Linked DNA regions of Homo sapiens: region 1 is linked to region 2. Evidence: chromatin loops called from intact Hi-C (ENCODE). Cell type or tissue: Caco-2. All regions are shown on one strand. Links, peaks and the distances in the headings refer to the core of each region. The heading gives the core; the rest is flanking DNA. Region 1 has its middle 43 kb from the start of MIR5197. Region 2 overlaps LOC105378209 (a long non-coding RNA gene).

Region 1 (16,834 bases), core at 5,169-13,168, 65 kb before region 2:
GCAGCCCCAAGCTATGGGAGTGAGACAGTGGCTGGATTTACACATAACTCATAGACGTCTTCACAGAGCTCCTGTAAAGCAATCCAAAGTGCCATATTTAAAAAAAACTTCCTCATGTGGCTGTCCACTCCCATCTGGGGAGCAGTCAAGATGTCAAAATGACGAGAGGAGAGGTTTCTGTTCTGATATTGACCAGAAGCCTTGACTGATTTCTTTGATAGTCCAATATTTATGACTTCATCAAAACCTACAACTAGGTTTTTTGAAGCAGTAAGTTATTCAAATTTTATATGTCCCATGGCCCTATTTCCCATTGCGGGGAATATTAGGAGTAAATGCTATTCTAAGTCAATTAGTGAAATAGAATAGCAATAAAAAGAACAATTAAAGAACCATTGTTCTAATACCTTATTGTATTTCACCTGAAGGGCCCCCAGCAAGGACTAATAAAGAGAGCAAATTCAAATGGGATTTGCCAACGTATTGGTCAGAAATGCATTCAGCTCCATTAACAACAAACGGACAGTAGTGTAAACACATAAGGAAGTGTTTGTCTCACATAAGAAGCCTATAGAGAAGCAGTTTGGGGTCAGAAAGATGCCTTCAAGAATCCAGATTTTTCTCTTATTGGTCTTCTATCCTTGTCTTGTGCTTTTGGCTTCTGATGGCATCAGAGAAGTACCTCTAACATGGCATATTTCAGGCAAAAGAAGAAAAGAGGAGATAAAGTACTAGCACATTTCTGCTTACAGCTCATTGGCAGAACAATCACGTGGCCATATCTGGCTGTCAGGAAGCCTAGAAAATCAGGTTTTAAACTTTCAAAACCTCTGAAAGAGAGGAGGAGGTTGGATCAACTAATCTAGGGTATATTATTGCAAATAGCATAATGAATAGCAGATGCCTGGATTGATATGTCCTAATGCATTTCAGCAAACATTGTCAAGGGCCTACTCTTGTTAAAGGTTCACATGATACAACGTGATAAAGACAAAAATAACACCAAGTGTATAAGCAAAGCCTTTTGTCTTGCTGGAGGGGTGAGGGAAGGCTTTATAGACTAGGTCAGTGCTCCTCAAGCATTCATGTGCATTCAAAACACCTTGAGATTTTGGTAAAACGCAGATGCTGATTCCATAGATGTGGGGTGAGGCCTGAGATTCCGCATTTATAACAGGCTCCACGGAGATGCTGGTACCACAAGTCTGTGGAGCACGCTATGAAGAGAAAGTGTTTAGGTAACATGTAAACAGAGCTGAAGGCATGGGTAGCAATTCACCAAGTAAAACAAAGGAGGAGTATACCCGAGGCTGGGGGAACAGCAAGCACAAACATACATGCATCCTCTTCTACGCAGTCCTTTGCCACACTCTCTGTAGAGTATCTTCTTTTACATATGTGAAGGTATTCACACGCATATGTGAATGGATGTTTGGATAGATACAATAAGTAGATATTATATATTTTATCAATTGTGCTATATGCTCATGGCTACTGAGTGGCCAAGCAAATTCTCAACCAATGAGGACCCTACCACACTCTTCTAATACAATTTGTTGGTTTTTGTCTTCTGTAACTTTTCCTTCTGCTATTTATGTTGTGTTTTAGGGAACAGGTTTCACTTATAATGTTTGGGGGAAAACTTCCAGTATTAGTGCTGGAGCTGTTTAAGGAAAGAGGAAGAGAACCACTTTGGATCTTAAAAAGCAAGGTTTACCACAGAGTCACTTCAAGAAAGTGGTTAAGGACACAAACAATAAAGAGCATTCCTTAAATGTTATAAAGCCTGTCATAAGCATGACTGGAGCTTGGGGTGACTGACTAACAATTGTGTGACCTGTGGCCTGGAAAAAACTGTGGCCAGAGGGATGTTGTGATTTCAGAGGATTTGACAAAATTCAAAGAGCCATTGCTAATGCCTGATGCTAGAAATAGCTCTTTGGGGAGATTATGCTGACATGACCCCACATGTGGTTAGTTCAGGTAGCATTTCCATTTCCAGGAGCTAATCCCCCATACTAAGTGAGCAATGCCTTTTTGGGCACATTGAGAGACCAGCAAGTAGCCTGATGTTCTAGAGCACAAGACAAGAAGAGAGGGGTGGTAGCAGATGAGTCTGGAAAGTCAGGTTGGTTTAGCTATGCTGAGGCCCCCCTGCCCTCAGCCCATGGGCAGTTCAGAACTACCCAAGTTCATAAATGAGGGAATAACATGGTCACACTCAGGCTTTAGATAACTTTGTTGGCAATGCAATGGATAGATGCAGGAAAAGTGTAATGGCTAAACTGAAGTTAGGCCAGGTAGAAGGAGAGATGATGAGAGCCTGAATTAAAGCAGTGGCAATAGGAAGGGAGACAAAGAGCAAGATTCAACAGTTATGTCAAAGGTAGGCTCAGTTGGGTAAAGGAATTTGTAAGATGTGTGCTTGAAAAAAAAAAAAAGAGAATTGAAGATGACTCTAAGACCAAGGTAGCAACTTGGATGAGCGTAGTATATTTTTTTCATTTACATTTGAAAGCCTTCAGTTGTTCATAGGCCCTCCACACCCATTTGCCTTATTCTTGGCCATTTCATGTATCTGTGACACCTGCCAGAGTCTGAAAGCTTTTGAGATTGAGCCCAAGAGTTCTGGCTGAGCCAACAGGTTGAATAATAATGCTTCCAACTGTGAGAATGAATACAGAAGATCACGTCTGCAGGAGGAAGATAATTCAGAGCTTCACCAATAGAGAGGAGAGTGATTTGGCACTCATGGGTTGAGGACTAGCCTGGACCTTGATTCACTTTTTCTGTGACCTTAAGCCAGTTCTTTTAGCTTTCCAGTAGCTATAAAGCAGAAGAAAACATCCACCGCCCTGTGAATAACTCCCCAAAGCCACTAGGCTCATAATATTGATCCTGGCCCAGTACACACTAATCAGTGTCATCTCTCCTCTTTATAGGCAACTTTATGAGCCCTCATTTCCCTGTGCACTCAGCTCTCTAGACTCAGAAACTATCTGCTGAAGCACTCCCAGTGCTTCCCCAGAGCCGTGTTGCCTGTGAAATCAAAACCGAGAGGGGAAGAAAAACCAGTCCGGGGGTATCAAGTTTCTCTGGGACCCACCATTCAATTCTCAGTATGCAAGAATTTTTAGAAACAGTCCAGTGTTTATTTTCATGGTTGCACTAAAGACCTCTGGAAATACCATAGATAACCACAGCACCAATAACTATTTAATTTATTACATTTGCACATGCTGATGGAAAGAAACAGATCTTGGCATAAAGACAACAACAAACAAATGTAAATTACAAATCAGACAGTCAAATTGGAAATTGAAGAAGACTCAAAATCTACCTTCGGTTTTTCCATTCCCATGTAGTATTATTAGATCCTTTTATGTTTTATTTCTGCTAATCTGATGTCTCTCTTCAATAAATGAGTTTTTCTTTTTTCTTCTTATGCATTCATTTTTCTTTTTTTTGAATAAGGCACTGGGGCTAGTCCTAGGGAATACAAAGATCAAATAAGGCCCTGCCTCTAGTTAAGTCATGTTTTAATATTGTGTCTTGTGCAAAGTTCAAGTCAAAACAAATTTTAGAAGACGAATTTAACCTATTAAATGTTGCAAAAACCTCATTTAAGCTTATGCTTTTTAGTGAGGAATTGGGAATAAACTAAGCTGAAAGTAGAAAAAAATCAAGTTCTATACCGTGTACCTTCATGATTATGCCATTTGGTCCCCAATTATCTCCCATATCCGTTTGTTTCCTCAAGCTGAAGCATCTTCATTAGGTCAAATGCATAAGTATAAATAACTAAACTGAAAGCCCACAGGTGACTTTTTCTTCCAAGTGGCACAGCTACAGTTTCCCTCCACCTGCTAATGAGTAGTCCCAGTAGGTTTTGCTCAACCCATGGACTTCTATTTGAAATCAGAAGAGTGAGGCCAGGAACAGTGGCCCACAACTGTAATTCCAGCACTTTGGGAGGCTGAGATGGGGAGATCACCTGAGGTCAGGAGTTCAAGACCAGCCTGACCAACATGGCGAAACCCTGCCTCTACTAAAAATACAAAAATTAGCCAGGTGTGGTGGCAGACGCCTATAATCCCAGCTACTTGGGAGGTTGAGGCAAGAGAATCACTTGAACCCAGGAGGTGGAGGTTGCAGTGACCGGAGATCGTGCCACTGCACTCCAGCCTGGGCAACAGAGCAAGACTCTGTCTCAAAAATAATACATAAATAAATAAATAAATAGTGAAACTAGTTCGTTTTCAGTTTCCCAAGACCTTAAACCTGGTCCACGTTACTATCTACTCTCACTTAGACCAACATCTAAACCATCTAATTAGTGTCTTACTTTCCTCTTGTTCCCTGCGTCCTATTCTCTACACTATAAACAAAGTAGTCTTTTGAAAGCACCATCTAATTTCATTAACTCAGTGCCTACAACGTATTGTGGCTCTTGGGGTAAATACCAGAATCCTTAACATGATGTTATACCCAGCAAGATCTACCTACTCCAACATCTCCATGTTTGGCTTATATTGTGCTTCTCTTTCCCCTATTATTTGTTCTCATAGCACCATATAGCTCTCTTTGAAACCCTTTGCAAGGTATAATTTTAGTTAATTACTTGATGACCCTCATTTGATAATAAACAGCAGGAGAGCAAAGACCATGTCTATTTTGGCTCATAATTATATTCCTGGTAGCTAGCTTAAAGACTTGCATACAAAAGGCTTTAACTATGTTTTCATTGCATGAATGAAGAAATACATAAATAAATGGTCAATTGTTTTCTCAACCACTAGGTACTGTTTTTAGTAGTCAGAAAACATATTTAAGGGATGAAAACTATGTCCATTTCTTACAATTCTACAATAAATACTACCTTCTAAATGTCATGGCCTTGGTGGGAAGTTATCAAGGGAGTCAGTAAAAGGATACATATTTCTACCTTTCCAGAAGAAAGAAGGGAGAGGAAAAACATAGTTATGATCCATTATCTCTGAAATTCTCTTCAATTGTCTAAATGTCCCAGTTGTTGAATGAATCTTTAACTCCCTAGAAAAGTACTGTGTGTTCACCGGGGCCTGTCAGAGGGTGGGGGGCAAGAAGATGGAGAGCATTAGGACAAACAACTAATGCATGCAGGGCTTAAAACCTAAATGACTGGTTGACAGGTGCAGCAAACCACCATGGCACATGTATAGCTATGTAACAAACCTGCACGTTCTGCACATGTATCCCAGAACTTAAACTTACAAAAAAAAAGTACTGTGTGTTTTATTTATAGAAAACATGAATTTTGAGGGTTTTTAAAAAATATATAGCCAATTATTTTACAAATGCTATAGAAAACATTCTTGTTTGTTTCAATTTTATTTACATACTGGCCCACCTTTTATAGCTCACTAGTTGTTAGACATTGGACCACAAAGATGGATAAGATATACCCAATGTTCTTGAAAAGATCTGAGCCCCACAAGGCATGATTGTCTCTTAAACAATACTAAGCAGTAAGAATTGCAATAGAAATGTGCATATGTCCCAAATGAGAAGGAACTGATATACCAGGAGAGTCTAGAAACTTATTTTGAGATTTATATGGTTAGTACATCCAAGAAGTTTATAACACTTGGCCATGCATAGTATATACCAAGTGAAAAAGAATGCCCTTTCTTCTGTGTGTGTAAATATTGTGTCCAATTAAAATTTTGTCTGAACAAGATCTTTCTTAACCTTTGATTCCTATGTAACTTCCATTGTCCTGAATTGTTTTCTTCATTTCTGATTTTTGACTCTTGTTACCAATTTTGTCTATGGCAGGGGTCCCCAGTCCCTGGGCCACAGACTGGTACTGGTCCATGGCCTGTTAGGAACCATGCTGCACAGCAGGAGGTGAGCAGCAGGTGAGCAAGCAAAGCTTCATCTGTGTTTACAGCCGCTCCCCATCACTCACATTACCACCTGTGCTCTGCCTCCTGTCAGATGAGAGGCGGCATTAGATTCCCATAGGAGGAAGAGTTCCTATTGTGAACTGCACATGCGAGGAATCTTGGTTGTGTACTCCTTATCAGAACCTAATGCCTGACAATCTGTCACTCCTCCCATCACCCCCAGATGGGACCGACTAGTTGGAGGAAAACAAATCCAAGTCTCCCACTGATTCTACATTATGGTGAGTTGTATAATTATTTCATTATATATTACAATGTAGTAATAATAGAAATAAAATGCACAATAAATGTAATGTGCTTGAATCATCACAAAACAAACCCCTCCTCCTTGGTTCATGGAAAAATTGTCTTCCACAAAACTGGTCCGTTGTGCCAAAAACTTTGGGGACCACCGGTCTAAGGCATTTTCCTTCAAGTAACCTCCCAGTAATCAACCTTGACTACGCTAACAACTTTGTCTCCTGCATCATGGACAGAACCAGTAAATAGACTCCTGACCAGCCCTGTATTTCATCTATCCCTCCAACCTAGGCAAGACCTGTACATGTATTTTATGTAAAGAGGGAGATAGATGTGAACACAAATAAACTTGCAACACCAGCAAAAGCAAACAGTATGGTGATATGAGAGGCCACATAGCATGTACTTGAGAGTATGTGTTCTCGAGTAAGAAGTCAGATGCTATCTCTTATTAGGTGGATGAAATGAAGCAACTTACTTAACCTCAATCATGAATGAGAATAATAATGATATCTATCTCATAAAGCAATAGCAAGTATTAAAGTAAAGAATTTAGGTAATATGCTTAATACAGTGCCTGGCACCTAAAGGACAAAAAATAAACAATAGGCATGAGAATGATTAACAAAGGAATTATAAAGATGTGTATAAAATGCTGCAGGAAACCAGATCAAGTTATGAGTGACTCTGCTTAAGAAGTTCACTGAAGGAGAGACATTTGAGCTAAACGTCAAAGAGTAGAGGGAAGCCAGGAGGGAGATTGGCAAAATGACATTCAGAGACAGGAAACATCACAAACTAAAAATAAATGGTAGATTTGAGGCTTAAGAGACTACAGAAAAAAATAAATGATAAGCTTGCTTGAATCAGGGGCTCAGCTCTGGATAACAGAGAAGAATCTAAACTAAATCTTGGAGATATTTCCTAGAACGGGTTTCAAGGTGATGGCATAAATTGTATTAAAGTCGTTTGTGTGTAAAGTATATGCCATTAACAGCCTTGACTTCACAATATGGAGTTGTTATTAAAAGCTCACTCTCTTCTTTGAAGACATTTATATGGAAACGCTAAGTGTTTTTACAATCATGATTATCAGCTACTTCTGTTGTTGAAAATTCCTCTTAACATTTTGCTGACCAAAGTGCACATTTTCAGGGTCAAACTATAAATTCAAAGATATAGGCCACGATTTCCTTGTTTACTCAGAGGCTACGTCTGGGCTCTGGAGAGACATTCTTCTAAACTCTCCCAAAAATATGCTTTTGGTCATCACATTCAAACAGAACATTCTTCTTGAATCTTACTATTTTATGTCAATGTCTGTCTCTGTCTCCCCACACCCCCTATGCTGGCCCTTCTCACTCTTTTTGTCAGTTCGAGCTCTTTCATGATTGGCACCCTCCCTGTGAGACTTTGAACAATTTGGTATTTTGCTTATGTTTGTTTTTAGCCTCACATATGCTATGAATCACCCAATACTTTCTGCTCCATTACTACCAAGCTGACGTTTGAAAAACACAGTTTGCTATTTTATTTTCCTCTTCCATTATTCATTCGGCCCCTCCAAATGTATTTTTTTTTTTACACATGAACCCAGCGCTAAAAATACGCATCAGTTGAAGGTTCTGCCAAAATACTTAGTGAATGAGTAATTCAACTTATCCAAGACCGAAAGAAGTATGGGGGTCCTCGGAAATGAATGAACCAATTTGTCTGAAACCTGACTTCATTAAGACATAAAAGTGTGACTATATGGGATATAAAGTCACTGAGTCAGTCTGACATTCAATGTAGACCTCATGTCAGCCTTCAGGAATTGACATCCTTCCCCAAATATTGCAGGTTCAGCCAATGTTCTTATTCACAGCACAAGCATAGTGTGACCCCTGTGTTCTTTTTTAAATTTCTTTATAGCTCTTCTCTTTATCTATGTTTGTTTATTTTCTTGTCTGTATCTCTCATATAGAATGTAATTCTCTGAAGGAAGAAATGACTTTCTGTGCTGTTTTCCCAGCACAAAATGAGTGCCTTGAACAGGGTAGGTGCTCAAATTTGTTGAATCAATTGTCCCCCAAAGTCCAATAAGCCCTAACTATTAATTCCTTTTTTAACTTGTATTATTCCTAAGAATAAAATAATAACAATGGTTATAATTCACGACTCCCTGCTACATGGCTAGAACTGTGCTAGCACACTAATAGAGCTATATAACATTATCCTGTGTCATCCCCACAGCTTCTCTGAGTGATCAATACTTGTACCTCATTTTGCAAATTTTGCAGACTATTGAAGCTCAGAGAGGTGAGGTAATTCATCCAAGGTCACATAGCCCAGAAGCAAAAGCTTAGGCCTTAAGTCTTGGACTGCTTTACCAGTTTATCATACTGCCACTGCTTGCCATCAAGTGCCATGTATCTTTGTCAAATAAGTCCTTTTTTGTTGAGTCTGGATTGGAGCTAAAGAAAGGAGTTGTCAGTGTGAGTGGTTTGCTTCCCCTCTTCTCATATGTTGCAGAGCGTTAGGGATGATTATTCACTCTCCTGCTTCTTGTCCCTCTGGCTACTTCAGTTCACCACACCCTTTGGGAAAAACAAAACAAAACTGACCTCTTTTCCAAAACTCATCCATCTTTCCCAGTTATATTTCTTTTCTTTCTTTTTTCTTTTTTTTTTTTGGAGATGGAGTTTCGCTCTTGTTGCCCAGGCTGGAGCACAGTGGTGCAGTCTCGGCTCACCACAGCCTCTGCCTTCCGGGTTCAAGCGATTCTCCTGCCTCAGCCTCCCGAGTAGCTGAGATTACAAGCACGCACCAACATGCCTGGTTAATTTTGTATTTTTAGTAGAGATGGGGTTTCTCCATGTTGGTCAGGCTGGCCTCGAACTACCGACCTCAGGTGATCCACCCACCTTGGCCTCCCTAAGTGCTGGGATTACAGGCATGAGCCACCGCGCCCAGCCTCCCAGTTATATTTCTAAGCAAATCTGGGGGGATTCAAGCTTCACAGTAAAGTCCTACCATCAAACTAGATCATAAGCTCCCCCTGCTCCTGAGGGATTTCACAGGCCACTGGAAGTGTGTGAACAACTGCATCAAAGGTGGCTGACTCTCCACAAAAAAAGCAAACCAGGGGAAGGACCGCCCTTGTATGCTCTTTGACGTTTTCCTTCTGGATCCAGTTCCATGCCTCTGCCTGGGACTTTTAAAGATCTCTGGCTTTATTTACTCTCTCCACTTCATCTAGTGAGCCTTGAGTCATAGCCACCAGCCATCCAGATAAGGCAACCACTTCTTTGTTCTTTCTTGCTTGCTTGCTTTTGTGCTTTCTTGCTTTCTTTCTTCTTTCTTTCTGTCTTACTTTCTGTCTCCCTTCCTTTCTGTTTTTATTTTATTTTATTTTATTTCTTTTCTTTTCTTTTTCTTTCTCTTCTTTTTTCTTAGATTTTACAATTCACTGAATTTCCCCTGCATTGATAGTTTATTTCCCAGCAATATAAACTCCAGATCATTATTCAAGTCTCAGTAAATATAACTTCCTCACAATACTTTCTGATTATCCAAAGCAGAATTAATGTCTCCATAAAAGTTTGCACAAACTCTACAATATCACTTACCACACAGAATAAATAGCTGTTTACCTGTCATCTACCCACTGTAGACTTCCAACACCCTGTGATCAGGGATTACATCACATTAATCTTTCTACTCCCCACTAATCATCTGCCATTTAGTAGATGTGCAATAAGTGTTGAGTGAGTTTTATGTCCACACAGGTTATTCATCCTCTGTTGGAACACTTCTAATGACAACTCACTATTTCAAGATCCAGTCATTTCTATTGTTGCACAGATATAATTATTATAAGGTCAAAGTTTTTTCTTACATTGGACTGATCTCAGTGTCTCTGACATTTCCTCTTTTGGTTCTGGTTTGGCCCTCTGGACCCACCCAGATGAAGTTGGCTCCTCGTTAGGGATTTAAAGACAGTAAACGTGCCCTCCCTAACTCTTCTCTCCTCCAAGTTAAACAGCCTGCTTGCCTCTAGTGAGGGCCTGCACATGAGGACCTGTAAATCTTAGCCATCCTGGTTCTTCTTCCCAGGATAACCTCTAATCATCAATATTCCTTTGAAAGAGGGTTCCCATGCCACATCCCAGACATGGAAGCAATACTGAGTACTATGGGATTCCACTAGGCTGGGCACTATACTTTTACAAATAACCTTAATAATATATTTTTGGGTATTCTGTCAGTTCTTTGGTCTTTTTTTTTTAACAGTGAGGAAATCAGATTTCTACTGAATCCTGCTACAATTAATTTTGTAACCTTAAAAGTAAAACTTTATATTTGTCAGTGTTAACAAATCTTATTTATTTGAGATTTGGGGGTATTTAGGTCTAGAAGACTGAACTCTGAATATAATAATAATTTTACAATTAGCAGATGCACTCTCCTCTTTGATAAGCCTATAAACAATTCATCTCTGTGTCCTGCCATCCCTCAATTGTTCCCTGGCTGTCTTCCCTACCCATAGTCACAAGGTGGTTGCAGCAGTTTAGGAGTCATAGTCAATGACAACAACAGCCTCCAGAGAAAAAAGAAACCAAGTCTTTGTTGGGACCCCTTTTAAGATAAGGAAAACCTTTGCCAGGAGCTCCCCCAGCAGACTTCACCTGATATCTCTGTGACCAGAAGTGTGACACATGCTCATGCTAGACCAGTCATTGGCAAGTAGAAGGAGGTTGCTGTTTTTGACTTAGATCAATCAGACCCAACTCCAAGCCAGGGATGCAGTCATTCTCCTCTGAAGTCCCTGGATTTGAGAAGGAATGTGGATCCCTGCATACAACTGGCATTTTGTTAACCAGGAAGAAGGAAAGAATGAAGGTTGGGTAGATGGCATAAGAGTCTGCTATAATTCCCCTGTCTCTTCTGATGTTAACTGCTCCTCGCCATCATAGCTTTGATCTCTCCAGCTTTCTAGGTCTGAGCTTCTGAGCTTTTCCTTCACTTATTTCATCACCACCTCCACTGGCTTCAATAAGTCACTAACTGGTTGGTTTTGCAAGGACCAGACTCATTTTAAAAGAATAACTTGATATTAGCTTTACAAAATAAACCATTTAATATTTACAAGTCATAAATCAAATACAGTTTCTTCCCAGAATCATTGTAGACCACCAGTCTACCAGCATTTATATCACCTAGTTACCACCTGGGCAGGGAGAAATTACTCAGTGATGTGATAAAGAGCGTAAGAGGAAAACACTGGCATGGATTCTTTACCACATTGATCATGCCTCGTCTGTGCTGAGGTGAGATCGCAACCCAACTTCTAGACTTCTCCAATTATCTGTGCCTCTTCCCAGAACCTGCCCCTCTGTCCTATTCCCCACATCTTCCACTTCCTCTGTCTGACACTAATTACCTTTTGGGTAACCATTTAAATATTGTGACCCCTTGTGGTGTTATATATATAAAAATGTTTTCATCCATAGTTTCTGGCTTATAACTCCAATAGTCCTCCTTATAATGTTGGGGCACTTTAGTCCTCAGGAGACAGAGTCTCTCTCTCTCTGACCTTCGCCTGTCCTTCTTTCACTTGCTCATGGCAGGACTCTAGTCTGATCATGGGTCAAAAGACTCTCATTCCAGAGAGAGTCCTGCCTCATACCCTAGAGGAAGGCATGCTACACAGAGGCCAAGAAAAGTCTGAACAGACAGGCCTTGCTGGGTTTAAATCATGTAGTTTTTGTCCAATGACATCTCTACACAGTTGCCAATCATGCCTATGTAATGAGACCTCCACAAAAACCCTGAAGGACAGGGTTTTGAGAGTTTCTGGACAGCTGAACCCATGAAGATTCCTAGAAGGTGTGTTCCCAGGGAGGACACAGAATTTCGGTACCACTCCTCCCATGCCTCACCCTGTGCATCTCTTCATCTGTATCCTGTATAAAATCCTCTATAATAAACCACTAAATGTGTTTCCCTGAGTTCTGTGAGCCACTCCAGCAAATTAATTGAACCCAAAGAGGTGTCATGGGAATCCCAACTTGAAGCTGGTTGGTCAGAAGTTCTGGAGGCTTGGACTTGGGTCTGAGGGTACGGGCGGCACTCTTGGGGACTGAGCCCCCAAACTGTGGGATCTGACACTATCTCCAGATAGATAGTGTTAGAACTGGTGTCCACTGCTTGGTGTGTGGGAAAAACTCCTACACTTTTGGACACAGAAATCTTCTTCTGTGTTGATGATTGTTGTGATGGTGAGAGAGTAAAGGGAAAACACAGTTTAAGAGAGTTTTTCCCTAAAACACCCATCTAGGCACAGCAAGTACTCTGCTTTGAGATTTCAGACCACAAGGCGACTGCATATTACAGTGCTTATCCCACTTTAAAGCTTGTTGCATTATCAGTCTCTTCTCTTAAGTCCCTAAATAAGCTCATGAGCAACAGGCACCATATCCATATTGCTCACCCTTGTACCCCTAGTGCTTAGCACACAGGTGAGAGTCACTGATCATTTTTTTTACTTAACAAGTAAATGACCAAATAGCATCTGTTAACATTACAGCACCACATTCTGTCTTACCCTCTGATAGGTTAACTATTTTTAACTATGCACCACAGAATATAACTTCTCAATGCTATGCCATGATTCGTTTGTGACTGGGGAGGGTGCAAGTCCAACTTTGTAACTGGCTCTTTTCTTGACTAGTGGGTCCGTATACCTGCCATCTTTATCACAACCTGCTCTGACTTGCTTCCATAGCTTTCAGCTGGGGCTGGGGCTGGGGCTGGGACTGAGAGAAGCCCATTGGGGTCCTGCAGGAACAGGGTTTCCCAAAGCATTCGGAAGCATTTATGTGCCATTGGCGGTACTTGCAATGATTTTAAGTAATACAATTCTCTTATTGATTTTCTGCTTATTTCTATGGTTAGCTTCTATTCGTGGCAATAAAACTTGTTTTCCATTTTCAGTAGTAATTTACTTTTTTCTTAGTTTCCTTTTTTTTTAAAAAAAGAGTTTTTAAGTAAGCTTTGTTTGTAATAGCCAAAAACTGAAAGCAATTCAAATGTCCATTGATAGGTAGACGGATAAACAAAGTGTGGTATATTCGCATTATATCCATATTAATGATAAGTTAATAAAAAGTAAAAAGGAATAAATAATCAATACATGCAACAACATGGATGAATTTCAAAACCACACTGAGTCAAAGAAGGCAGGCAAAAAAGAGTACAAGTACTTATATAAAATTCTAGAAAATGCAATCTAATATATAGGGACAAAAAGCAAATCATTGGTTGCTTGGGGATGGAGGTGAAGTGAGACATGCATTAAAAAGCAACGTAACAAAATTTAAGGGAGAAATTGATTTTTTTAACTCATTATCTTGATTGTGTCGATGGTTCCATGGGTAGAAATACATGTCAAAACTGATTATATTTGTATACTTGAAATATGTGCAGGTTATTCTATGTCAGTGTTTCCTCAAAGTTGTTAGAAAAATAAACCCGATCGTGTAAGGACTTGGGAGCCATTGGCACAAAGTTTTAATTAAGTTCTAAGTACAAAGGGAAGCTACTAGAGGGTTGTGAACAATGAAAGATGATTTGGTTAAACATTTCATGCAACAGATTCACTTAAGGCATGTTTTTTTAAAAAAAAATCTTATGTGAAATATTCTCACAAATCTCAAAATCTCCCCCAAATAAAGCAGGCTTGCTTATAACTAATTGCTAATACTTTGGATTGGTTAGGTATTTTCCCTCCTAAATGCATATAGAAAGGTCAAAACTGGACTGGGGAGACCACATTAATTTTAGTGCAGGTCGAGTAAGAAATAAGCAGAAAATGTGGAAATAAACATGCCTCTTCCCACAGTAAATTGAGGAAGACATGATGATCAAAGATGCGGAGCACATCCACTAGGCATTTCCTGCATAAAACTCACACTATAGTAGCTGTTCTTTGAAAAGAGTTGAAATGTCCAGGAGACTTGAGGAAGCAAATATATATATGCTCTATTTCTTTCATAAGAAGATAAGAAATGAGCCAGAATGTATAGCACCAGGAATTTTGACTTTGATAGTGAGCGAGGATCACAAAACATGAATAAGAATGAGATCACATACCACATGGTCCAGGCTTGGCAGGACCATTCACGAGAGCACAGCCTGTCTGAGAGCCCCACGTTCATGTTTTTTTAGAAGAGGCATGAAAAGAAGTGACCTAACATAGACGATCATAGAAATATAGAATTTGGTTTAAAAACTAAAATCTGAAATCACGATCTTAAAACAAATGGCCTGTTGAGGCCTTGAGTTTCACAGTTGATGGCTAAGGATTAAGGAGAAAAAGGAAACCACTTTCCACCAACTGTAACTTGTTTCTAAAGCACTTTAAAGCACTTGAAGAAACTAAGCACTCGAAGGACACTTTTGAACTATCTTAAACTGATTAACTTGTCACTGACAGAGGCTTTTTCTAACACCTGAGAGCTCGAATATTGTTCCGGTTGAGGTGGAAATGTGATGCATTGTTTACGGATTACTTCATTGTGACACTGTAGAAAAAAATCTGACCAAACCAAATATGTTGTCACTGCTGGGAAATGTCTCTTACCTCCTGCTCTGACAGGAAGTCACCACTATTGATTTAGCTAATAGAATTTCTTAAAAGTTCCTTTGACACACAGAGCTGGAAGTTATGCTTCCTTCTCCCCCTTTTTCAAAAGAGAATCAGACTTATTTTTTAAATGGTCGCATTCAACAAATGTTTATGAAGTGCCTACATGTGCTGGATTGGAAGTCTTTCAGCAGGTGTGCTTTGTAGGTAGAGGAGCTGAGGTGTGCACAGTCCATGGGAGTATCATCTTGTAGATAATGGTTGATTACCTGCAGAACTAGTGAAATTGCATTTCTATCTGTGCCTGCACAGCAAGGTAAAAGAGGTAATTTTAAGTGAAGCCTAGCTTTAAGTTAAATACAAATCTAGTTGAAAGAGTAGACTTTTTGAGGAACTACTTCAAGCAAATAAAATAAAATTTAATGCACAGCTGCTTCTAAAATTTTCAGCCCAGAAATCGCAACCTATGTTAGTACTGTCTGCTTAAGATTACAAGTTCCTAAAGATGAAGGATGTATCAACGTTGTTCTTTGTTCAATGCCCAAAATACATTTACTCCTGAGAAAAAAAGACAGAGAAAGTTAAGGACTTCCCTTTAGCTGTTTACTTTAAGTCCTTCCTAGCTCTTCTCTCTCACTGAGAGAAGATTTAGATGCAAGAGGAGCTAATTAGAGTAGATTTCTTCTGGCTTCTATGTAAAGGTAGTCAGGAATTGGGAAACCAACTTGTGGAATCCTGTGTCATTCTCTACTTTTGAAATCTTAAAACAAATGCACAAAGAAAAAACAAAGAACTTTTTAAGTCATATAGCATTAGCTTTATTTCCCACTGCTGTATTATTAAAACCACCAATAAGAAATCTTAGGATTATCGTATCTCTCTTCTTACACCAAGACAAATTTCAAATGGATCAAACACAAAAGCCATCAAAGTAACCAAAGAAAAGATAAAAACTTTTTTTTTCATTTACTGCATGGGAGGAGAGACAATATGTGTAAAACCAAAAGTCATAAAGAAAAACATTCATAAATTAGAGTATGTAAAAATATGCTTCTGGTTTAGAAACAAAACTTCTCTATAGCACACGTACACATACACACAACCATAAACAAAGTCATTTCACACTTGAGGATTGGAGATATTGAGAGCCATGTTTGTTACACATATGACAGAAAAAATATATCATTTCCTTGATATTCAAGTAGCCTACAAATCAACCAGAAATAGACTCAGAATTAAAAGCGGCAAATAATATGGTAAAAATATGAATTGACTAATGGCCGTAGAAAGAGACATTCAATGTAGCTCACTATGAAAGAAATGAAAAACCTATCAATTTGGCAAAGAAGATGTAAAATTTCAGTCTACAGGGTTCATAAGAGTGTGCAGAAATAGACATTCCACATACACTGTTGGTGACAGAGTAATTTGGTAGACATTTTGTGGAGGGTAACTCTTTGGAGGGTATTTTTTTTTAATTTTATTATTATTATACTTTAAGTTTTAGGGTACATGTGCACAACATGCAGGTTTGTTACTTATGTATACATGTGCCATGTTGGTGTGCTACACCCTCTAACTCGTCATTTACATTAGGTATATCTCCTAATGCTATCCCTCCCCCCTCCCCCCCCAACCCCACAACAGTCCCCAGTGTGTGATGTTCCCCTTCCTGTGTCCATGTGTTCTCATTGTTCAATTCCCACCTATGAGTGAGAACATGCAGTGTTTGGTTTTTTGTCCTTGTGATAGTTTGCTGAGAATGATGGTTTCCAGCTTCATCCATGTCCCTACAAAGGACATGAACTCATCATTTTTTTGGCTGCATAGTATTCCATGGTGTATATGTGCCACATTTTCTTAATCCAGTCTATCATTGTTGGACATTTGGGTTGGTTCCAAGTCTTTGGTATTGCGAATAGTGCCACAATAAACATACGTGTGCATGTGTCTTTATAGCAGCCTGATTTATAATCCTTTGGGTATATACCCAGTAATGGGATGGCTGGGTCAAATG
Region 2 (16,834 bases), core at 4,679-12,678:
GAAGTTTTGTCTTTTCTGGTTCATTTGCAATTCATTATATAATCCATAAACAAATTTCATTGTTGTTACAATAGTTGCAAATATCTTCTCCCAGTTGATTGTTTATTTATTTAATTTCACTTAGGGTGCCATTTTTTAAAAATATAGCAACTGATTTAACATAGTACACGTATCGATCTTTTCTTTTGTGGTGTGTGATTTCTGGGTCTTGTTTGTTTGAGAAATCCTCCCTGCCTTAAGAGGATTCTTAGAGGTGACTTAGAGCCCACCAAGGAAGACGGACAGTACGAAGGGGCCAAACTTATAGACTTTTCTGTTTCTGTGCCACTCATAATAGCACCTTGTTAGATTTTTTTTTCTTTTCTTTTTTTTTTTTTTTTTTTTTTTTTTTTGAGACAGAGTCTTGCTCTGTCGCCCAGGCTGGAGTGCGGTGGCGCAATCTCGGGTCTACCATGCCCAGCTAATTTTTTGTATGTTTAGCAGAGACCAGGTTTCACCATATTGGCCAGACTGGTCTCGAGCTCCTGACCTCGTGATCTGCCCGCCTCAGCCTCCCAAAGTGCTGGAATAACAGGCGTGAGCCACCGCGCCTGGCCTGTTAATTCTTTTATATATCAAACTCCTGTGTAGGCTTTGCATTGAAGAAAAGATTTTGCTGTTGAAACACACACACACACACACGCACAAAGAATGTTACCACATTTGCTAAGATTTCTGTCCACAGAGCCAAAAAGAGAAACATGATGAATTATATTAACTCATAAGAGAAAATAAAGAATAAACATAATATGTCACATGGCTTTTGTTTGCTGGTAAAAGAAGGACTACCAGACTGCTGGGAGAGGAAACCCCTTAGCGCAGTGTCCTAGGCATAGGGGCCATCTTGCAAAAAAGGGACCTAGTGAGCTACAGTAGATTCAGAAGATTCAGAAAGATTCTCAAATGGCCCTGCTTATGGAACTAGAGGGAGATAAGGAGTTCATCTCAGAATACAGGCTTCTTTTAGGGCCCCATTGAAAGTATGCATGTCCTGGCCAGGTCTTAAGTCACAGATCTCCTGTGAGCTTCAGCTAAGAGCTCTGATTGGTGCCTCAGCAGCTGGCAAATCAAAGGATCTGGCTGGGAGAGCAACTCTCCCTTCATCAGGCATTCATCCCAGTTTTGAGCCTCTGCTCTCCTTTCTCCTCTCTCCACTAGGAATGAGAGGGCTTACTATTTAGTGAACTCAAATCCTTCATACTTGGAAGAATGCACATGTTCAGTATCCTACAAAGGTGAAATAAACACACACAAATCATTGCTACCTTGCAGTTTATAAAACCTTTCCTATCTGCAACTTCACATTTGTGAATTTAGTGCCCTTCACAATATGGGGAAGTCTAGCTCATTCTTTATTGTGGTGATGGCTGGATAGCACAAATTAGCTGAAAATTTTTATTTTTAAATGTATATATTTTTTTCAGTGATATGTTTCTATCCCTAACAAAAGTACAGAGGTAAAGGAATACAATAGTTTACTTTATTACTAACATGGCTTTTCCTTTAACTCTTTTGTCCCTCCCCACGTATTTGTATTATTTCCTTCACTTTTCCTTTTTCTTTTTTTTTTCTTTTTTTGGCTTGTATTAAAGTCTCATTTTACAGTCTCTCTGCAAGGGCCCCTTGGTCATACTTCACTTCATTTTTTATGTAACCTGCTTAAGTTTAAAATGATCTGTTTTCTTAAACAGGGTTAGCACACATTATAATATGTTTCCTGGCACTCTGCCACTGCCCTGTCACCCAGCTCTCTGGATTTAAGGCTTGTTTCTTCAAGAATGTGCAGAACTATTCTGAAAAAAGTAAAAGAATTTGAAACTCTTCTTCCAAGAAAGGCATGCAGAGGGATATTTTCATACCTGTACCACACAGAGGATGAGTACAGCATTTCCTTTGGGCAGTGAGAATATTCAAATTAAATAATACTCAGCCAGATTTTTCTACCCCCAATCTAAAGTATGTATCAGCGGAACTTCCACTGTGTGTCAACCCATGAGTTTCCCCAAGAAGTCCTTGTTTCATGGGTCTGGGAATTGAACCAAGTGAAAAAGACTTACTGATTTCTCCCCAGATTGTGAAAGATCTCTAAGTCCAGCTCTAAACAAATGTATAGCCAACACACATAGTCTTAAGTGTTTACTCAGAAAGCCCTACATATTTCATATTTTATGTCTTTTTCCATAGCGTGTGGTTTTTGTTTTTGTTTTTGTTTTTGTTTTGTTTTGTTGAGACAAGTTCTCACTGTTGCCCAGGCTGGAGTGCAGTGGCACAATCATAGCTCACTGCAGCCTCAAACTCCTGGGCTCAAGTGATCCTCCAGCCTCAGCCTCCAAAGTAGCTGGGACAACAGGCACACACCACCATGCCAGGTTAATTTTTTTAATTTTTTGTAGAGATGAGGCCTCATTACATTGCTCAGGCTGGTCTCAAACTCCCAGGTTCAAGCAATTTTCCCACTTCAGCTTCCCAAAGTTCTGGGATTATAGGTGTGAGCCACCACACCCAACCCTTATACACCTTTTAAAGTACCAAGGAAATAGACTCACTCTCTACTTAATTAATATCCTGTAAATATCCTGGTAGGCAGAAAACAGAATTCCATGCATGGAGTCTAACTGAAGAGACTTTAATGAAGGAATTATCAATAGGGTAAATGAAGCCAATGAGGAATGTTGAAGCTTCAGGGGCCAGCAACGGCCAGAAGACATTTCCACCCCTTAAGCTAACAAGAAAGGGGAGGAAAGAGTGTTGTGGGAGCCCTGTGGGAGCTGGAGCTGAGAAGCGAGGGCTGCCTGGCTGGAGCTAGGCTCACAGCTCATGGCCAGATGGCAGTGGAAAGACAGAGAGGGAGTAGGGACAAAACACTCTGGCCCCTCTCTTCCTCCTCTGAATTTCCTGCTTCCATTGGCCAAACCCAGCCAGCAAAGTTGGCAGGTGAAGGAGCCCAGGGAAAGCAGTCCACAGATCAGCCTCCTGAGGCACAGAGAAAGGCAGTGGGGGTGGATGGCCCAGGGAATGGATGCTTGCAGTGGGCGCATGAAAAATAACCAATGCTGGGGTTAAGAGTGAACAGGTCTGAAATTTGCTGAAGATGATCTTTTTAGCCAATCTAATTCTGTTCATGAGATTTTTGGTGTTGGCGGGGGGGTGGTAAATGGCTTAATTTATTGTGAAGAAGCACTCTTGCCTTCTGAGTGAACTGGCCTTGCTAAGAGATATGAGCTGAATCCAATACATGAGAATTCAGTGGACCTCACAGTCATAAAGTTTTTAAGCTGGAAGGAACCTTTTACAAAGCCTCTAACTCAGCCACTGTACTTTAGAGATAGGAAAAAGTAGTCTCATGATGAGTCTTCTTCCTTCCTTCCTTTCATTCATAACAAGACAATATTTGCTTGATTGCCTACTAAGTACTAGGCACTGTTCTGATGATGAGAATGCAACAGTGAACAAAGTAATATTCTGCTCTCATGGAGCTTATGTTCTAGAGAGGCAATAAACATCAACAACAAAAAACATATGCTAGGTAAGAAGGGAATGTGTGCTATTAAAAAAATAAGGCAAAATAAGACAGTAGAGGAGGGCAAGAGATGGAATTTATCCTTTATATGGTAGACATGAAAGACTGCTCTGGTTGGCACATTTGAACAGGGACCTGAAGGAGATAAGGGACTGGCCATGTGAACTTCCAGGGCAAGAACATTCCAGCCTGAAGGGCTGGGAAGCGAAGGGCCCCAAGGGGAGCATGCTTGGTGCTGAGCTCAATGAGAGAGGGTTGGGATGATAGGAGATGAAAGCAGCAGGCAAGCTGTGGGCCAGGCATGAAGAGCCTTGCAGGCTTAGCGGAACACTGCATTTCATTTTCAGGGTGATAGGAAGCCATTGCAGGGTACTGAGCAGAGCAGTGACATGATCTGATGTATATTTTAACAAGATCAGTCTGGCCACTGTGCAAGAATAGACTGAAGGGAGGCCAGGGGAAAAGAAGGGAGACCAGGGAGGAGGCTGTTGGAGTCATCCTGGGGAGGGAGGACAATGGCTGGGGCCAGCATGGAAGTGGTGGCGTAGTGAGAAGCCATCAGATTCTGGATATGTGTGAACATAGAACTGACAAGCTCTGCCAATGGAGGAGCTAGAGGGCAGTGAGACAGAGGAGTCAAGGGTGACGCCAAGCTTGTTGACCTGAACATTAGGAGAGATGCAGCAGACATTACTGAGCTTGGGAGAGGAGGAGGTTTGGTGGAGTAGGGGGATAAACAGGAGTTAACTTAGGGACTTGTAGAGCTTTAGAGGTCCATTAAATGTCTATGCAAAAAATATATAAGTACATATACATACATAGATACATATGGAGATGCATGTGCGTGTGTGAAGCTCAGGAGAGGAGCTGATGCTTGAGCTACAAATTTGGAGATGGTATTTAAAGTCATAAGAGGATGAGATCATCACAGAGTGAGCACAGCTATAAAAGAGCAAGATTAGCACTGAGCCCTGAAACACACTAATAATATTAGTAAGATTTATTCTTTTTTATTATTATTTTTACAGCTAACACTTGGCACTATATGCCAGGCACACAGTGCACTTTACATACGTTATCTTTTTTAATTCTCATAACAGTTATGTGAGAAAGTTATCCCCATTTTACAGATAATAAAATTGAAAAACAGAGGAATTAACCAGCCTGCTCAAGTCACACAGCCAATATGTGGCAAGGCTGGGAAGTGAATCCAGAAAATCTGACTCAAGATGAAGCAGTGAACCCAAGCTTACATAGCAAGTTTGTGACAGAAGATGTCTGACAAGCTTCTCTCTATGCTACGCTGCCTCTGCTGAGTAAGTTCTTTCACTTCCATGCAGAGGCACTCAAAAGTACAGAATCATGCTGGAACAATGGGCACCCAGATATCAAGTTTACAAATTTACAAATTTGATCTCATTGCTTCCTCCAACATGTTGAAGTTTCTGAATCTCTCTTTAGTGTCTCTCTGGTGCTAAGTATAGGGTCTTGCTCACAGGAGCTGCTCCATCACGGAGGACTGAGGACTAAAAGGCCACTGGGGATTAACTATCTCGCTTTGATGGTAGGCAGAGTGAGAAAGGAAGCTATATCCACATGGCTGAGGTTGTAAATCAAGGCTAGGAAGAAACCACCTTCTGGAAGTCACACAAGACAGAGGACTTCCTAGTTATATCTGTGACACATGGACCTGCCTAGGAGAATTAATTACAACTAAAGACATGAACTGGAAGGTAGTCAGCATCCATTCTGGAGGTCTGCTTGGTGCTGATCTCTCTCGGGACATGGCCGTGTCTGCCCCAGTCAGGGCCTCCTCTCAAAGAATGGCATTTTCTTGTGTTTTGTACCTAAGCCGGCAGCACAGATAGCATCACTTTGCCTTTCCACCACTAGCCTTCAGAGATGTGGCGGAACCATAATTGGAACCTTTCAAAGAGCTATTTGGATAAACAAACTGTCAGTTCTCAGTTATAAATAAACTGCTATCAGCCATCTGAAAGAGACAAAATGATAGCAGTGTACCAAAATGCAAAGGGACACGCACCTCAGAACGCCAAGCTATCCAAGACCAGTTGCATAATCTGTAACTCCCACCACCTCCATTTCCCAAATGGATCTGGAGCGTGATGTAAGGAAAATAGCTCAGCCTTTGTGGTCAGACGGGTCTGGGTCTGAATTCTGTCTCTGATGTTCTTTAGTGGTGGCCTTGAGCTGGGTGTTTAATTCCTGAGAGCCTCATCGTCCTCATTTGTAACGTGGGGAAAGGAGGAAATAATTCCTAAATTCATAGGGTTGCTGTGAGAATATGAACAGAACAAACATGGAAGCAACACAGGAACTGGGACATGATGGTACTCAGTAAACAATAGCTCTAGTGGTGACGATGATGGTGACGGTAACAGACACAGGTGGTAATAATAATGCTGATGACAGTGGTGGTGCAAATGTCATCATCCAGCATTTGAGGACTTGTGCTGGGCCCCGGACTCTGTGGGATATAAACTGGAAGTCTCAGAGCTGCTGCTTCAAAAGAGAATAACAGTGAGATTAAACTAAAATGCTTGAAAACCTAACTATTTAACTGTTATTAACAACAATGAGAATATTTAATGTTTATTCAGTGTTTGCTATGTGCCAGGAATGGCCACAAGTAGTTTATATATATTTCATTTAATCCTCACAAAACCCTTTTGAAGAACGAAGGATAATTAGCTCTGTGTCAGATTAGAAACCCAGGACTCACAAAGGTGAAGTTCTGGATAAAAAAGCAATTGCTCCCATCTTCTCTAGTAAAACTGAGAATCGCTGACTCCTACCACTGCATCAAAACACAGAGTGCATTGTACCCTATGGTAACAATGGATCACTGTCAACATCTTCTACACATATCAATTTGCGATTTTTTGGGTACCCCCTTGTTCCTGGCAAGCAATATGCAAGAGAGACTAACTGTAACTGATGAGCCCCTGAAGAATAGTGATTCTGTCTGCCTCTGCAATACATAGCACTGGTTATTTCTTCAATCTTGCTATACTTTAAGAGAAAGAGGCAAATCTTAAATATATTTTTGCTCATAAAATAAATCTTGCAAGGGCGCTGTTCTTTATAATGTCAATAATATTCAATGCTTACAGTAATGGATTAAAATCAGTAGAGAAGGTGCTATTATCCTCATCTGACAAAAAAATAAATGGCACGGAGTGATGCAAGACTGTTCTAAAAGCCTAAACTGATATATTTTATATTCTAACATATGTCATCCCTGCTATTGTCTGAAGAAAAAAAAACATAGCTGAGTACATGTTGAAAATGACTTTTTTTTTATTTTAAAGGTTATTTTAGATGCCGCTATTACTTTTAAATGTAAGCATTAGTGGTTGGTGTTATTTACGGTTTATTCTGATGTGCTCATTTTCAGTGCCATTAAGCTATGTTATTATGATCCAGAATGTGTCATGTTATTAATCCCTCCAGAACAGACATCCTAACTTGTTCACAACCATATTCCCAGAAGACCTAAGGCAGTGCTGGTATGATGGTTGCTCTCAATAAATATTTTTTCTGGAAAAAAGAAAGAAATTGTAAATGTCCGATTTAGGGTCATACAGCTGGGAAAAGCTAAAGCAGGGATTCGAGTCCAGAGCATCTAACTCTAGACCCCAAGCTCATAACCACTGTACTGTATTGCCTGCGTCCCCACCAGATGTACAGTAACTATTCTAAGAGGGAAGAGGTCAGGGTGCTCTGAGATGGTGAATACGTAGGGCTTGTGCTTATGGTTCTTATGAGAAATTCACACAAATTAATAAAAGCATGTTTGAGATGCATATCAGGATTTACGCCAGAGATGGCAAACAAATAAATCAGGGAGATAGTTTGCCAGTCCCACACAGTATATCTAACATTTAAGATTGGGAGGTTTTATTTTACAGATACAGATTTCTTCCTTTTCTTAAAAAGTTGATGATCTAGAAAAACTGGATCATATTCCAGATGACTTTAATGAACTGGATCCACTGTTGCCTGCAGCCCACGCGTGTGTTCTTCAGTTTGCCCAGTTCTCAGAACTCCCTGTTTATTTTTCCTGCAAACTTCACTTGTTTATACACCTTGCCTGGCCCCCGTAGATATTTGAAGGGCAACCTCCTGTGGAGGCTCACGCACAGGACTAGGGCATATTTCAGCTTGTAGTTAGCAAAGCAGAGGTCCTTGATCAGTAGTTGCTACCACTGGAGAAAGTGAGGAGATCCTGGACCTCATGTGGACCAGGCCACCTCCACCCAGGGAAGATCAGTCTGTGGCTGCGTCAGCAGATGTTTTCTCTGAGCAGTTCCACCATCCACCATGAACTCCTGACCATCCATTGCCAGTTCTCCTTCCTGCCTTCCTTGCTAGCTGCTGATCATTAGTTCCTTTCTCTCCATTGTACAGCAAGATTCTTACTCACTTCTCTTACCACCTATTGTTTTCATTGTGGGATTCCTGTTAAAGGTGTTCAAAAAAGTTATTTTTTCTTACTTAAAAATACCTTGTTTTCAACTTCCCACAGTAGTTCCCCAAGTTCATGAGAAAGCACGACCATAGCAAGCCATGAAAATAAATATGAGACCTCCCTTTAAGCCCTTTGTTGAAAACTTAGTGTGAGGCAGTTGTGCATAAAAATAGAAGAAAATATCTTTTCTGTATCATACTTCACAATTTTCAAGGCACAATTACATCTACTATCTAATTTGATCCCCCAAACATACCAGTGAGATGGCAGAGTGGAAGTAAGATGTTTATGTTTCAGAGGAGATTTCACCTCAGAACCAAAGTCCACATTCAAGGATCAATGATCAGTGGACAAGAGAATGCGGGTTAGTGCTTAGCCTGACCCAGAATGAATCACCACAAGTACAATGCAGCTCTCACCTAACCATAGATAGTTTACCACTTTATCAGGGACCTTTGCTCTGGAAGAACTGAAACTGAAGTGCAACTGCTGAGGACCTACTCATTGGACTTCCCTTCCTCACTTCTTACCTCTTTCCTTCCTTCTACAAGTGGCTATTGAGTACCCCTATGTGTCAAGCACTGTGCGAATCCCAGGTGACACCATAATGTCTGACTGTATAATGCCGAGAGAAGGTAGCTCAAACGCTACAATACTGCCACCTTGTACTCACATGGCTCTTTATGATTTTCAAAGCCATTTTGCAGCACCCCTGTGTGCTGAGTGTACAGCCATTTTATAGATAGAATTTAAGCTCAGAAAAGCAAAGTGACATACAGCTAGGAAGCATACAGCTAAGATTCAAACCTGGTCTTAACAATGATCTTTTCATTACTGCTACTACTGGCACCTACCAGTACCTGGCACATAGTAGGTGCTCAAGAAATGTATCCTAAACATAAATTACCATCACACTGCCTCTGAAAATGACTAGAAACATCTAACGTAACATTTCTCCTTCAAGGCCAAGAAAACAGGCCTCTCAGGAATCTTTCACACCTCTTGCTCAGTAAAAGCCAACAATGCCTGAAATTAATCACTATTATTTTCACCTAAAGCCACATATGAAGCTAGAGAGATATAAAACAAACACCTCTGCTGAGGAAGATAACTGCAGATAAAGCTTCTTTCTTACATTCGTTGACATTCTTGTTTGCCCAAGAACAATCAGTTAAGGAGGAAATATTTTTCCCTATCTACCTCAAACCAAATTCCAAACCCAAAGTCCAATATTGGATAGTAAGTAGTAAAGCAAGTTGCTTAACCTTTTCATGCTCCTTTTCCCCAGCTGAGTTTCCAAGCCTAGCATGGCAAGGGTCCAAAGAGTCTCCTCTTCAATTTTTCTTCTATGTTGCAATTTGGTGGGAACAGAGGAGTGCGTGGGGAGCAGTTTGATCGGAAAACTATGGCTTGGTTTGGTTCCAATATCAGTACAGAAACAAGGGGGAGTGACTCAAGAACAAATTCTGTGGTTTGAACCTTCCCCATTGGAAGCCTGGCTGCCCACACTCTTCACTCTGGAATGGCCCAAGAGGATCTGCTGCCTGCTACGGCTCTAATTCTAGCCCACCCCTCCCTGCATAGGGCCTAGCCAGAGTCAGTTCTCCCCTCGGGAAAGGGCAATCTGGATGCTGGCAGGTAACAGAGCTGCCATCTAATCCACCCAATTCACAGCCACCTCATTCCTTCTCTACTACTCGGCCCTCATTGTCCTTACCCTGTCCAACCACATCTCTACTGCTCCCAGAATCAATGCGTACACTGGAGTGATGCTGGAAGTGATAGACAAGAGCATAAATCCTGTAAAACATAGCATATGTGGCCATAGGAGAGTACAGCTTTTAGTGGATATTTAACCCTCTAGCCCACTGTCTTTTCCACTCTTACTCCCACCTGTTTCTCTCTCTCCTGTTTAAATCACCCAGTGTTTCTCAAAATGTAATCTCTGGACCAGCAGCATCAGCATTGTGATGGTTAATACTGAATGTCACTTTGACTGGATTGAAGGATGCAAGTATTGATCCTGGGTGTGTCTACGAAGGTGTTGCCAAAGGAGATTAACATTTGAGTCAGTGGACTGGGGAAGGCAGGCCCACCCTTAATCTGGTAGCACCATCTAATCAGGTGCCAGCGAATATAAAGCAGGCAGAAAAACGTGAAAACAGAGAGACTGGCTTAGACTTCCAGCCTACATTTTTCTCCCATGCTGGATGCTTCCTGCCCTCAAACGTCGGACCCCAAGTTTTTCAGTTTTGGGACTCGGACTTGCTTTCCTTGCTCCTCAGCATGTAGACAGCCTATTGTGGGACCTTGTGATTGTGTAAGTTAATACTATATATATATATATATATATATATATATATATGAGTGTGTGTGTATATATGTATATATGTATATATACGTGACTATATATGAATATATTCATATATATATACGTGAATATATATAAATATATTCATATATATATACGTGAATATATATATTCATATATATATGTGAATATATATATGAATATATTCATATATATACGTGAATATATATATGAATATATTCATATATATGTGAATATATATATATTCACATATATGAATTTGTCAGAAATGCATACTCTCAGACCCCACCCCAGACCCACTGAATCACTCAGGGTGGGGCCCAGCCTTCTGTGTTTTAGCCAGCCCTCTATGTGACTCTGATGCACACTCAAGACTGTGAACCACTGGTTTAAACAATTTCTCCCTTCCACTGGGTATTATTCTTCTAGATCTCCTTACTGGTATCTATCTTCTCATACTTATATAAATGGACAAATATTTTGTAATCACACTAATAGAGTCTGCAAACTATAATCTTCCATATGAGGTGAGAAGAAATGTCAGCCTCTGAAAATTCAGCTAAAAGTAGCCAGTAAGGTGTCATGAGTTCAGAGAACATGAACTCTGATATCAGATGGCTCTGGGTTCAAGTTCATCAAATGTTCAAATCCACCACCTGCTGGCTGTGGGATCTTAGGCTAATTATTCACCTTCTGGACATTGCCCATAAAGCATAGATAAAGACATCCGTGTTATAGGGTTGTTATGAAGATTAAGTGAAGTAGCACATGGGAAGTGCTTGTGACATACAGTAGCCGCTCAGGAAACATACTCATCTTCCTCCTCACCCCACCTCCAGTAAAATTACAATAAAAATATACTCAGCTGCACATTGATGTTCTTCCTTAACTCTCCCAAGTCTTTATCAAGGAAATAGGAGATCTCCTGAGGCCAATCAAAAGACCAAATTATCTCTCTGCCTGTTGTCCAAGCAAGGTGGCCAGCTTTTATGCTCGGGATTAGAACATGACCAATATAAATGGGAAAACCTAGTCCTTTTATTTTATCTAATCTAATGATGACTGGTTTTGGAAGAAGAGGGAAATGAGCATGAAATCTAGTGAATGGGGATTTTGTGTTTAAGAATTTTTATTCATCCAAAACTATCCAAAAGAAAGAAAGTGTGACAGATACTTTATCACATGAACTGACTTATTTTTGCTTCTAAGAAGGAGTAGGCCTGGTGCAGTGGCTCACGCTTGTAATCTCAGCACTTTGGGATGCCAAGGCGGACAGATCACCAAGTCAGGAGATCGAGACCATCCTGGCTAACACGGTGAAACCCCATCTCTACTAAAAAATACAAAAAATTAGCCAGGCATGGTGGCACATGCCTGTAGTCCCAGCTACTGAGGAGGCAGAGGCAGAAGAATCACTTGAATTCAGGAGGTGGAGGTTGCAGTGAGCGGAGGTCGCACCACTGCACTCCAGCCTGGGTGACAGAACAAGACTCTCTCTCAAAGAAAAAAAAAGAAAGAAGAAAAAGAAAAGAAGGAGCAAAGGAGTTCAAAGATTTTCCATAGTCTGGACAAAACAGCACTTAAAAATATCCCATTCCCTTTGTGCTGAATCTATACTAATAATTTAACAGTTATTGACTGCTTACTACATGCCTGATCCTAAGCTATTAAATGATACATATGCATTTGTGCACTGAATCCTCAGAAGTAATTACTATCACCCCCTCTCCCAATGTAAAGATGAGAAAACTGAGATTTAGAAGCTAAAGGTAACTTGCCTAAAATCACCAAGACCTAGACTCTGAGGTCCTAGTGCAGAGTCTGCGCTCTGAACCACTAAACCTCCAATTACTAATTCAGTTTTTCAGGTAGCTCTATACAAGAGAGTGGCTCTCCTGAGTAGTAGAAACCAATATTCTACCCATTGGAAAGTTTTGTGACCCCACTACCAATCAGTCAGTCAGCATTCTGATTTATAAATCTGTCGCCTGTTAATTTCTTTATAAGTTAGTTCCTGGTAGCCTGATAAACTCAGGGACAGCTGATTGAATGAAGCTTTATAAGCTGCAAAGGTGAGGCTTAGGTTCTGTCCTGAGCTTACACAACCAAGGAATTGCCTACCCAAGCAGGCCCGCTGGAGGCAGCTAGCCAGCCAGCCAGCCAGTTGTCTTCTTTCATACCACTGTAAATGATTCAATCACAGCTCACATAATACAGACAATTCAGAGAAAAATGTAGGATGATTATGTTGGAAGAAGCAGGAATCTAGGAGCTTTAAGGATATAGTAGAGGTGAATGCAGCCAGAAATTCTAAGTTAATGATGGCAAGTAGGTTTCATTTTATGTGACAAATCTAATCAATTGGTGGTAGTGAATGCCTAGGGCTCTACATTGAGAAGGATTCTGATGCCACTTCTGGGCTATACAGTAGAGAATGCCACGATTAATTGGCAGTGTCTGCCATGATCACAGGCAGGCATGGGGGCCCATATGTCATATATTTACCATATATGTGCTGGAGAATGTCATAATTAGCAGTGTCTGCCATGATCACAGGAGGATCATGTCATATATTTACTATCTCTTAAGTGTTAGAATCTCAGTTGATATTGATCATTATATTGAATGTAGCATCCAATTACATTTGAGTAGAAAATAATGTGTTTTCAAAAATATTTACCAATCATAAATTGTATGAAATCACTGCACTATGGGCTGATTCCTGCTGATGCACATGCAAACTTGTAATTACTTTCTCAGTACTTCTATCCTTTGAAACTAGTGTCCACCTCAGTATGGTAAAAAGAAAAAGAAAAAAATTATTTCAGTGTAGGAACTTTGGGAGTTTATCTCAAACCTAAATTTTTTTGTGAACAGAAGAAGGTGTTGCTTTGGGGACATGGATCTGTGTATCCAACATCACAAAATCGTAAGTTAAACTTTTTTTTTTTTTGAGACGAAGTTTTGCTGTGTCACCCAGGCTGAAGTACAATGCACGATCTCGGCTCACTGAAACCTCTGTCTCCTGAGTTCAAGCAATTCTCTTGCCTCAGCCTCCCAAGTAGCTGAGATTACAGGCGTGCACCACCACACCTGGCTAATTTTTGTACTTTTAGTAGAGACAGGGTTTCACCATGTTGGTCAGGCTGGTCTCAAACTCCTGACCTCAAGTGATCTACCTGCCTCAGCCTCCCAAAGTGCTAGGATTACAGGCATAAGCCACTTTGCCTGGCCCACAAGTTAAATATTTTAAAGGGGTAAAAAGCACAGTTTTTTTTTAATTAAAATCCCAAGAGGACCCCCACATATATGGTCACCAAATTTCTGACAATAGTGTTATTACTCTGCAATAGGGAAAGTAGATATTTATAACAAACAGTGTCAAGTCTATTGAATTCCCATATGAGAAAAAAAAAGAAGGAAAAAAGAGTACTGAACCCACCTCACACGATTTATAAAAATCAACTTCAGATATGAAAAGAAAAACAATAATCTTTCAAACGATAACATAGGAAAATACTTTCATCACTTCAGTATAAGCAATATTTTCTTAAATAAGACATTAAAAGTACCAACCACAAGAAAAAGATTGATGAATTGAACTATATTAAAATTTAAAACTTCTGCTCATCAAAAAATGTTATCAAGAGAATGAAAAGACAACCTGCAGTGTGGGAAAAGATATTTGCATACAAATATCTATATATTCTGTGTTTCCAGAACATATTTACATTTTAAATTCACCTAAATCAGTCAGATAATCCAATAAAAAAAATGGGCAAAAATATTTGAGCAGCTAGTTCACAAAAGAGGATATGAAACTGGCCAATATAAGAGCTCAACATCTTACTCATCAGAGAAATGCAAATGAAAAGTACAATGAGATAATGCAATGCACCCACCACACCAGAACTGCTAAATTTTTTAAAAGGAACTTGTAATCACAAGTGTTGATGAGAATGTATAGTGACTGGAACTCTCATATACTGCTGTGATGTAAATTGGTACAATGTTGAAACTGTTTGGCATTACCTACTAAAACTAATGCATATGGACATTATGATGTAGCCACTTTCACTCTTAAATATATAAATAACAGGAAGGTATATATACATGCACCAAAAAACATATGCAAGAATGTTCATAGCAGCATTATTTGTAATAGCAAAAGTCTGGGAACAGCACAAATATTCATCAACAATAAAACAGACAAATATATTATGGAATATTTATACAATGCAATATTATATACAGCAACAAGAAGAAATGTCTGCTCCACACAGCAACATGGATGAATCTCACAAGCATATGGTTGAGTAAGTATAATAAAAGAAGCCAGACACCAAAGAGTGCATACTATATCATCTGCATCATTCCATTTATAGAAACTCAAGACCAAAATTTATTGTAATAGAAGTCAAAAGAGCAGTTTTCTTTGGGTGAGATAGGAATTCATCTGGGTTGCTGAAAATGTTCTATCTCCTTATTTGGATGGTGGTTAGGACACTGATTTCATTTAAAGAATTGATCTGTCATGACAGAGGTCAGAAAAGTGGGAATAGTGTATGTGAATGGAGCATAAGTGGACTTCTGTGAGCTGCTGATGCTGCGCATCTTGATGTGGGTGTGGTTACATGGCACTCACTCTATACACGTTCTTCAAGCTACTCGCTTATGGCTTCTGCCGATTTCAGTGTGAATTTTTTATTTCTAAAAAGCTTTTACTTTTTTTTTAAAAAAAAAAGTACTGTGTACTGCATTTGAGGGAGAAATGGCACTAAATATCCTAAATAATATGGACTGATCATCTATCTTAACTGGAGATAACAAGAATAGAAAACATTTATTGAGTATGTAATACGCATCAAGCACTGTGCTAAGCACTTCACATGGAAGCTGTCATTTAATGCCCCTGTTTCCCATGAAGACTGGTCCTACTACGATCCACATTTTACAGATAAAGGATCTGAGGCTTTGCTAGCTCAAGGGACTTGCCTGAACTCAAACAGCTAGTAAGTAGAAGAGCTGGGACTCCAGCCCTGGTAGTCTGTCAAATACAAAAATGGACTTCAAATAATGTTTCTTATAAAAGGAAAAAAAGAAAAAGATGGGCATGTGCGTCCCTGCTTTCTGGCTGTATATGTGCTTAGAAAGCTGCCCACTGTCTGCCTGCCCAGTGGGTTCACCCTCAGCTGCTCAGGCCCAACAGAAACATACTATGAATTGGCTTTTCCTTCACATGTCGTCAGCCTCTGGGACTGAGGAGAGGCGGGTTTGTTTGCTTTGGATCTCAGGGAAATACTATGGCCAGCACTCACTGGATTTCCTGTAACTGGAAAAGAGTGATGTAATGATATTCGACGAGGGTGGAAGACAGGCCTCACCATGAGCCATGTGTGAAACCACCCTGTGTTATGCCAGGCCTCAGACAGGCTCTCAGCCCATTCTACCATGCATTAACAGGACACACACCCCTTCACACCCCCTCTTCAAGGCCCCTTGAGACTCCTCTCTTCTAAGAACTCCATGATGGAAAATACTAACATTTGGTTCATTCCAGAGTGCTGCCTTTCACCAAGAGCTTAGAGTTGCTTATCAACTAGATACATTTCCCTGGTCTGAGTTGGGAGGTAAGATGGGGCACTTTGCCTGGAGAAGTTCTGAAGAGATTTTTCGGAAACCTCATGATGAGTGACTGACTTCTGTTATTTCTTCAAGTCTATAAATAAACCCAAGTAAACCCAGCAGGTAATGAGGTTCTGGGACTCAGAGAAGAGTTCTAGCATTTGCTGATCAGGATCTTCTTCCTAAGCACGTGGAGAAGTAGGAGGGAGACTCAGGAACGGAGCCTTCCGCTCCCCGCAGAAAGGTAAGCATGGTGTTTGAGCAGTAGGAGGAGATCTGACAACAAAGGAAACCAGGAGCTCCACTGTCAGTTACAGTCCCGCTGAACAATTCAGTTCCCTTCGTCCCCCTGCAATCCAGAGTAATTCTGTGGGTTTCTATTCTTCCCACCAAGAAGTCCTCAAGTGCCTAATGGAAGTCTTACAAATATTCCTAGAAAAATCACCAAGATCCACAGATTCTCCTCAGCCAGAAATTTTCCATTGGGCTCCTCTGCATTTACACTACATTGATCCATTCTCATCATTTATCCACTCGTCCATGTTTTATCAGTTCATTTATGGGTTCACACTGTCATTCATTGAACAAATGTTTCTTGTGTACCGACTATTTATTTGGGGAAATCAGCTGTGAAGTAGAGACATTCTTCTTCTCTTTCCTAAGTCACATAGTTAAGTGTTCCTTATTCAACTTTTACATATAATTATACATCTAGATAGCATTTATTGAGTGCCTAGTGGACACTGTTCAAACCATTTTATATGTATTACCCATCCTCACAATACTCCAGGAATATTTCTATTTTATAGGTGAAGAAACTGAGGCA

What was found. A loop is a pair of places that touch in the nucleus more often than their neighbours do. Peaks named below come from ENCODE experiments on the same cell type or tissue, not always from the same donor. Only the 100,000 strongest peaks of a DNase experiment are listed, where the experiment ranks them.
Region 1: it touches region 2 in a loop (2.3-fold over the local background); 2 of 110 quality-filtered maps call a loop at or near these places.

The regions. Positions count from the first base shown.
Region 1 is chr5:143,627,962-143,644,795 of GRCh38, reverse strand. No RefSeq gene overlaps it. Among named protein-coding and RNA genes, the nearest start is that of MIR5197, 43 kb to the left of the region's middle. In Caco-2, for the core only: no CTCF peak of the experiment used is centred there; DNase peaks (open chromatin) are centred at 5,971 and 9,375.
Region 2 is chr5:143,562,014-143,578,847 of GRCh38, reverse strand. All of the region lies in intron 1 of LOC105378209 (a long non-coding RNA gene), which reads right to left. Among named protein-coding and RNA genes, the nearest start is that of MIR5197, 110 kb to the left of the region's middle. In Caco-2, for the core only: no CTCF peak of the experiment used is centred there; DNase peaks (open chromatin) are centred at 8,497 and 9,367.